2 separate regions of the Homo sapiens genome follow, and region 1 is linked to region 2. Evidence: read pairs that join two places in POLR2A ChIA-PET (ENCODE). Cell type or tissue: PC-9. All regions are shown on one strand. Each heading gives the region's core, and the rest is flanking DNA. Links, peaks and the distances in the headings are about the cores only. Region 1 overlaps AGBL2 (AGBL carboxypeptidase 2). Region 2 overlaps PTPRJ (protein tyrosine phosphatase receptor type J).

What was found. Peaks named below come from ENCODE experiments on the same cell type or tissue, not always from the same donor. Only the 100,000 strongest peaks of a DNase experiment are listed, where the experiment ranks them.
Region 1: POLR2A ChIA-PET joins it to region 2 with 5 read pairs; 1 of 35 experiments calls an interaction of 5 or more read pairs at or near these places.

What each region holds. Positions count from the first base shown.
Region 1 is chr11:47,660,952-47,665,343 of GRCh38, reverse strand. It overlaps AGBL2 (AGBL carboxypeptidase 2), which reads left to right. Exons shown (of 19, transcript NM_024783.4): 18 at 2,232-2,318. Among named protein-coding and RNA genes, the nearest start is that of MTCH2, 21 kb to the right of the region's middle. In PC-9, for the core only: no CTCF peak of the experiment used is centred there; a DNase peak (open chromatin) is centred at 1,923; H3K27ac peaks cover 1,691 bases.
Region 2 is chr11:48,053,351-48,057,742 of GRCh38, reverse strand. The region is part of intron 1 of PTPRJ (protein tyrosine phosphatase receptor type J); the gene reads right to left. Among named protein-coding and RNA genes, the nearest start is that of MIR3161, 41 kb to the left of the region's middle. RefSeq lists an enhancer at 917-1,418. In PC-9, for the core only: no CTCF peak of the experiment used is centred there; DNase peaks (open chromatin) are centred at 1,762, 2,272 and 2,562; H3K4me3 peaks cover 2,490 bases; H3K27ac peaks cover 3,965 bases.

The sequences.
Region 1 (4,392 bases), core at 288-4,287, 390 kb after region 2:
TGGGCACGGTGGCTCATACCGGTAATCTCAGCACTTTGGGAGGACAAGATGGGTGGATCACATGAGACCAGGAGTTCAAGACCAGCCTGGCCAACATGGTGAAACCCCACCTCTACTAAAAATGCAAAATTAGCTGGGCATGGTGGTGTATGCCTGTAGTGGCAGCTACTCAGGAAGCTGAGTCACAGTAATTGCTTGAACCTAGGAGGCAGAGGTTGCAGTGAGCTGAGATTGCGCCCAGCTTGGGTGACAGAGCAAGACTCTGTCTTAGAAAAAAAAAAAAGAAGAAAAAAAATGAGCTGTGCATGGTGGCGCATGCTTATAGTCTTAGCTACTTGGGAGGCTGAGGTAGGAGGATTGCTTGAGCCCGAGAGGTCAAGGCTACAGTGAGCTGTGATCCTACCACTGCACCCCAGCCTGGGCGACAGAGCAAGACCTTGCTAAAAATTAAAAAAAAAAAAAAAAAAGGTGGGAGGTGGGTTTTGAGGTCAGGTACGGTAGCTCACACCTGTAATCCCAGCACTTTGGGAGGCAAAGGTGGGAGGATCACTTCAGGCCAGGAGGTCAAGACCAGCCTGAGCAACATAGCAAGATCCTATCTCTACAAAAAACTTTAAAACTTAGCTGGATGTGGGCTGGGCACAGTGGCTCATGCCTGCAATCCCAACACTTTGGGAGGCTGAGGCAGGCGGATCACGAGGTCAGGAGATTGAGACCATCCTAGCTAACACAGTGAAACCCCGTGTCTACTAAAAATACAAAAAATTAGCTGGGCGTGGTGGTGCATCGCTGTAGTCCCAGCTACTCGGGAGGCTGAGGCAGGACAATCACTTGAACCTGGGAGGCAGAGGTTGCAGTGAGCCGAGATCACGCCACTGCACTCCAGCCTGGGCAATAGAGCGAAACCCCGTCTTAAAAAAAAAAAAAAACTTAGCTGGATGTGGTAGCCTGCCCCTGTAGTCCTAGCTACTTGGGAGGCTGAGGTGGGAGAATCACTTGAGTCCAGGAGTTTAAGGTTACAGTGAGCTGTGATCCTGCCACTGCACTCCACCCTAGATGACATAGTGAGACTTTGTCCCAAAAAAATAAAAAAACAGTTTTGGTACAATAGTTAGTAGCTGATTCTTAGGGGATAGGGTGCAAAATGGGCCCTCCTCATGTGAAACACTACCCTATGGTTAACAGTGCTGCCCAGGCACGGTGACTCACGCCTGTAATCCCAGCACTTTGGGAGGCTGAAGTGGGTGGATCACCTGAGGTCAGGGGTTCAAGACCAGCCCAGCCAACATGGTGAAACCCTGTCTCCACTAAAAATATAAAAATTAGCCAGGCGTGGTGGCAGGCGCCTGTAATTCCAGCTACTGGGGAGTCTGAGGCAGGAGAATCGCTTGAACTCAAGAGGTGGAGGTTGCCGTGAGCCAAGATTGCGCCATTGCAACCAGCCTGGGCGACAAGAGTGATACTGTCTCAGAAAAAAAGAGTACTATAGGCTGGGCACGGTGGCTCATGCCTGTAATTCCAGCACTTTGGGAGGCCGAGGCGGGCGGATCACCTGAGGTCGGGAGTTCAAGACCAGCCTGACCAACATGGAAAAACCCTGTCTCTACTAAAAAGACAAAATTAGCAGGGCATGGTGGCGCATGCCTGTAATCCCAGCTACTTGGGAGGCTGAGGCAGGAGAATCGCTTGAACCCGGGAGGCAGAGGTTGCAGTGAGCCAAGATTGCGCCATTGCACTCCAGCCTGGGCAACAAGAGTGAAACTCCGTCTTAAAAAAAAAAAAAAAAGAATACTATAATGAGGCCTCACTGTGTAATACTGGGGAATCCCCACAGAGCACAGCTGGTGGCAAGAGCATACATACATTTTGAAGTCTGCCTTGAGTTCAAATTTCAGCCCCACTATTTAATATTCTGTGAGTCATCTGACCACCCTGGGGTTACTAAGTTTCTGCATCTGAAATACTGAGGTAATAATATCTACATCCTAAAGTTGTGTGAATTAGTGTGAAAGGGTAAAGCACCTGGCATATCGTAGGTACTCAGTAAATTAGTCACTTTTCCTCCTTTGAATTGTTTTTCCTTCTTTGAATTATGTTTTGCCTGTCCTTTTATGTGGGAATATCACAATGAATCAACATGTATGAATAAGAAACAAATGAATAATGTATATTCACTGTAATCACACTTGCTCAAGTGGAAAATTTAGTGAGGATATGTTCATTTATTTTAGACAAATTTAAATAGAAGAGACAAAGACACCCCCCTGGACCCATCAATGGCCACCCTGATTCTGCCTAAGAATAAAGGGAGAATGCAGGTACTTCACCTAATATACTGTATATACTTATATGCCAGTGATTAATTTTAATTAGTTCTCAAATGTATTATGTGATTTGGAGGGCGGTGATGCACAGTCCAGTTTTACCTTCTCGGATTCGTTCTGCGCAGGTGAACATCTAAGGCATTTTGCACCCTCAGGCTACAGTTACCACTGACCATTCAGTACCAAGTTTTGTGAATTGTTTGCTTTTTTAAAAGAGTAAGTTTTAGGCCGGGCACAGTGGCTCATGCCTGTAATCCCAGCACTTTGGGAGGCCAAGGCAGGCAGATGATTTGAGGTCAGGAGTTCAAGACCAGCCTGGCCAACATGGTGAAACCCCATCTCTATTAAAAAATACAAAAATTAGTTGGGCATGGTGGTGTGTGCCTGTAATCCCAGCTACTGGAGAGGCTGAGGCAGGAGAATCGCTTGAACCCGGGAGGCAGAGGTTGCAGTGAGCTGAGATCGTGCCATTGCACTCCAGCCTGGGTGACAGAGTGCGACTCCGTCTAAAAAAAAAAAAAAAAGTGAACGAGTAAGTTTGGTCAGGTGCAGTGGCTCACACCTGTAATCCAAGCACTTTAGGAGGCTGAGGCGAGTGGATCACCTGAGGTTAGGAGTTCCAGTTCAAGACCAGCCTGGCCAACATGGCCAAACCCTGTCTCAACTAAAAATATAAAAATTAGCTGGGTGTAGTGGTGCATGCTTATAACCCCAGCTACTCGGGAGGCTGAGGCAGGAGAATCACTTGAACCCAGGAGGCAGAGTTTGCAGTGAACCAAGATTGCACCACGGCACTCCAGCCTGGGTGACAGAGTGAGACTCTTTCTCAAAATAAATAAATAAATAAAATATAAAAACTTTAAAAAAAGAGTAAGTTTGAATGAATTCATATTTATCCCTATAATAACATTCATCATGCTCATTTGCACTCACATGTTTTTTCCTGAAAGGGAGGAAAAAAGAGGTGGTGAGGCCAGGCGCGGTGGCTTATGCCTGTAATCCCAGCACTTTGGGAGGCCGAGGTGGGCGGATAACCTGAGGTCAGGAGTTCGAGACCAGCCTGGCCAACATGGTGAAACCCTGTCTCTACTAAAAACCAAAAAATTAGCCAGGTGTGGTGGCACACGCCTGTAGTCCCAGCTACTTGGAAGGCTGAGGCAGGAGGATCACTTGAACCCGGAGGTGGAGGTTGCAGTGAGCAGAGATCGCACCACTGCAGCCTGGGCGACAGAGTGAGACTCTGTCTCCAAAAAAAAAAAAGGTGGCAAAACAGCTAGTAAGCTGTTGTTTCTAATAGCCCAGGGAATGTGTACAGGAGGGTGTTGTTCACATGAGTCTGGGTAAAACACAGGTTGAGAATCAGTGGATTATGTTAGGTGTACTAGATATAGAGTAGATGGTTCTCCCAATGGATGGAGTCCCTGCTGTCTTCCCAAGTCTGTTGCTTGGGAATTCTTGCACTGATGCTCTCATTTACCTATCAGTGTCTTCTAGTGTCTACTATGTGCAAGGCCCTTAAAAGACATGAAGACAAGATCCTCTAGGAGTGACAAGACTGATAGTCCAATCACCATATTATGACAGAAAATGAAGAGCGGCGAAAAGATAGGCTTAAATAAAGTCAAATTAAAGAGAGTTTCAGTCCTGACAGACTAATCAAGAATGAGCTTGTCCTCTTTCTTCACTTAGCATTCATTGCTGGAAGGCTATGAGTAGCAAAAACCATATCCCAGAACTGAAACATACTAATTAGGTTGTAACATATAACCATGAATTCAGTTAAATCCAGTGTAGTGGATGAATGTTATCCAAACCTTTATCTTTAGTTCATTTTCTTAAAAAAAAATTTTTTTTTTTGAGACAGGGTCTTGCTCTGTCGCCCAGGCTGGAGTGCAGTGGCATGATCTTGGCTCACTGCAACCTCTGCCTGCCAGGCTCAAGCGATTATCCCACCTCATATTTTCTTAAAATTTATAGTGTGATACTTGTGTAACAGAGATGTGGGTATTTAATTTCTATAACATGTCAGATAAACATAATTGAAAAAAATGAGGCAATCTGCCACCTT
Region 2 (4,392 bases), core at 183-4,182:
TTCTTCCCTACGTCTGGCTTCCAAAAGGAAAGTTTTTTTTCCCTCAAAACTCCAGGCTCCCATCTGCCCCTCCACACAGTTCTCCCCCAGGGCTCAGGAGTGATTTCTCTCACTCAGGTGGTCTGTTCTTCCACCTAGAAGTATTATGGGGGCTACCGCTGCCACCACCTCCACCACCTGCCTCGACCCACGTGAGAAGGCCTCTGGGTACCCAAGGCTGCCCGTGACTGGCCTGGTACATCCACCTAATCTCAGCTTCATATCAGAAAGCTAATGCTGCCCCACAACTAAGCTGCATTCTCCAAGACTGTATCAGGAGTAAAGGTGATATTCTCATCTCCACCTTCTTTACACTGTGCCTCTCTTAAGTGGTTCCGAAATCTGAAAAACAGGTGTGCTGTTTAAACTCCAATCATAAGCACCTCAGGACATTTAAAAGAACAACTAACGTTTACCCAGAGCTTTTATTAGCCCACTGGAACTTCCTAATAACCTAACACAGTCAGTTAATTAGCAAATGATGCCTAAGCACCTATTATTAAGCACTCACAGCCGCGCACCACACCAGGCAATGGGGGGCGGTCTGTATCATTAGCACCATTTTACAGTTGGGAAGGCAATCAGAGTCAGTCACTCTGCGGTAGGCCACACCACCAGGACACGGCATGCAAGCGTGCCACCCAGGTCTTCTGACTCTAAAGTCCCTGCTCTTTTCATATTTATGAGCTGGGTTACCTTGGGCAAGTTACTTAACCTCTCTGTGCCTGAGTTTTGTTTTGTTTTGTTTTGAGACAGAGTTTCGCTCTTGTCGCCCAGAATGGAGTGCTATAGCACAATCTCGGCTCACTGCAACCTCCTCCTCCCGGAGTCAAGCGATTCTCCTGCCTCTGTCTCCTGAGTAGCTGGGATTATAGGCATGCACCACTACACCCAGCTAATTCTTTTGTATTTTAGTAGAGACGGGGTTTCACCATTTTGGCCAGGCTAGTCTCGAACTCCTGACCTCAGATGATCCGCCTACCTCGGCCTCCCAAAGTGCTGGGATTACGGGCATGAGCCACCACACCTGGCTGCCGAGTTTTAGCATCTGTAAAACAGAGATTAGAACAGCACCTACCTTATCGCTTTATTGTGAGGGTTAAATGAGCTAAGTGATGCAAAGTACTTGGAAGAATAGCTGAGGTAGTAAGCACTCAGTGAAACTGTCACCATCATCATTATTAGTGCCACGCCAAACTGCCGCTCTAATAGTTAAGATAATAGCTGCCATTACTAAACATTGTGACAAGAACTGTATACTAAATGCTTTACACGCAACAACTCACTGAAACCTTACAACAATCTGAGTTTTTGTACCTATTTTACACTCAGGAATCTGACGCTCAGAGAGTGAGGTCAAGTAAACTGGTGAGAGCTCACACAACTAAGAGGGATCAAAGTCAGGATCTGAACTAGGGTCTTATGGATTATCTGGCTGAAACGTATTTACTGCATCAAGTAAAGCAATTATGTGTGCGTCTAACTTCTATTCAGATGTTAAAAATGCATACAGAATCAAGGGCACCTCCTTGATAAACAAAGCTGCTTTTGAGGCACCTTCGCCCAAAAGTACAAAAGAGGAAAAAAGCTCCACAATGCGTGTTAACTTTATCCACAGTGTGTGATACTAATCATCCCAGACCACATCCTACACGCACCACAACCTGAAAACCCACTTCCTCCCCAGAACACACCCCAGGGAGCACAAAAGTCAACATTCAGCTCCGGCTTCTCTGAGAACACCTTGTATATTGACCTATGCATGCCAGCAAGTAACCGAGCTGGAAAAAACATTCTCCCAAAGCCTGGAAAGGGATCAGAGTGCTTTGGGTTGAAATGCATCGCGTTTTCAGCACTGCTTATTGCTCCCAGCACTCGCAGAGCTGAGCCAAGCAAGCTAGCAGCGTCCTGCTGGATCCTGAGGTCAGTGACCAGAACGAGAGACAGGCTAGCCCAGTGGCCTTTTCTGGACCCAACTTCAGGGATCTACCTTCCTCACCTGACCCTGAAGCCCCAGGGTGGAATGGGACCCTCGTGCCCCCAGGACTGCACAGGGATGTCTGTCAGTATGCCTTGGAAGCTAGCCTGCCTTAAAGTATGGAACCTAGAGACGCTTCTGAGAATGTGGAGTAGAGGGTGGCACTGCTCTTCACTTGTCAGTCATAAGACCAGCCCTCAAGGCCAGAACTTACCAGAAACATAGAGAGGATATGACTGTCACACTGGTGGAGGTGAGGAGGAAAGAGGCCAAGAATGAAAAGCAAAAGGTTGACTGGATGTTAACCTCAGAGATCTGGCGGGAGATTTGGGGCCTTTCAGACCCCAAGGATTACTGTTGCATCAAAAGTTCCCATGCTTGCAGGCATTCAGCCAGGCAAAAATGCAGCCTGCTGCCACCAAAAGAATCCATATTCCCTGAATGCATGGTGAGTCCTGGCCACTTTGGAGGGTCATCTTTTGAGGGCCTACCATGTGCCAGGCACCATGCTAGGGGCTTTATTTATTTTTTTTTTATTTAGAGATGGGATCTCACTGCATCACCCAAACTGGAGTGCAGTGGCGCAATCACAGCTCATTGCAGTCTCAACCTCCCTGGCTCAAGTAATCCTCTCACCTTAGCCACCCAAGTAGCTGGGATTACAAGCATGCACCACTATGCCTGGCTAATTTTTGCATGTTTTATAGAGACAGGGTTTCACCATGTTTGCCCAGGCTGGTCTTGAACTCCTAGACTCAAGCAATCTGCCTGCCTCAGGCTCCCAAAGTGCTGGGATTACAGGCGTGAGCCACCATGCCTGGCTGCCAGCGGCTTTATATACCCCCCTTCAGTTACTCCTTCCAAACACCCTGTGAGAATGGGGACTGGCCCTTTAAAAAAAAAAAAAAGAAAGAAAGGAAAAAAATGAGGAAATTAACACTCAGAGGAGTTAAATAACTTGTTCTCATATAAAACAGACTCCGTGGTAGGACAGAATTAAAACCTACTCTAACTTACAGCTCATGCTCAACTTTTTTTCATAAAAGGGAATCCCGGGGGCCACACTGTGAGAGGCCTGGCGTACATCAGGGACTACAAGTCCGTGGGCAAGACCACAGAGAGGGCAAACAAGCGGTGAAATGAAATGAGACAGGAATCAGAAGATGATGTGCTTCTAACTAGGTGGGCAAGTCACTTCACCTTTCCAAGTCTGTTTCCTCACCTGAGAGATGGAGCCAATCTAAGAAGATAACGCAGACAAACTACTTGGCACATAAGAGGAGCTAAGATGTCATTTCTCTCAATGTGACTTCTTACAAACATAGACAAGATGACCTCTCCTTCATAGAGTTTCTGTGAGAGCAGAGGGCCTGAAGGGCAGAAACTTCCTGGTAAACTCTAATTTGCTATATAAGAGGTTGCACAATGGGGCCCCCTGTCCAAGTCTAGCCCCAGACATGTTTTGTTTGGCCATATATATTTTGTGAACTAGGGCCGGGCGCCATGGCTCACGCCTGTAATCCCAGCACTTTGGGAGGCCAAGGCGGGCAAATCACCTGAGGTCAGGTGTTCAAGACCAGCCTGGCCAACATGGTGAAACCCCCATCTCAACTAAATATACAAAAATTAGCCAGGCGTGGTGGCAGGCACCTGTAATCCCAGCTACTCGGGAGGCTGAGCCAGGAGAACTACTTGAACCTAGAAGGCAGAGGCTGCAGTGAGCTGAGATCATGCCACTGCACTCCAGACTGGGCGACAAGAGTGAAACTTCGTCTCAAAAAAAAAAAAAAAAAAAGAACGAGGTGCCAGAATTTAAACAACAGAATATTTCTCATAAAAATATAATTTCCTGGCCAGGCACGGTGGCTCATGCCTGTAATCCCAGCCCTTTGGGAGGTCAAGGTGGGCGGATCATGAGGTCAGGAGTTCGACACCAGCCTGGCCAACATGGTGAAACCCTGCCTCTACTAAAAGTACAAAAATTATCCAGGCATGGTGGCACACACCTGTAATCCCAGCTGCTTGGGAGGCTGAGGCAGGAGAAGCGCTTGAACCTGGGAGGCAGAGGTTGCAATGAGCCAAGATCACACCACTGCACTCCAGCCTGGGCAACACAGCAAGACTGTCTCTCAAAAATATATATATATAGTTTTATATATATATAAATTATATATATAAAATATATAATATTATATTTGACCTCTCCTTCAGAGTTTCCGTGAAGTTATATATATATTTTATATATATTTTTTATATATTATATATAATATATAGTATATAATATATAATATATATTTTATACATATATATTTATATATATTATATATCATATATTTTTATATATATTTTATATATATTATATTTTTATATATTTA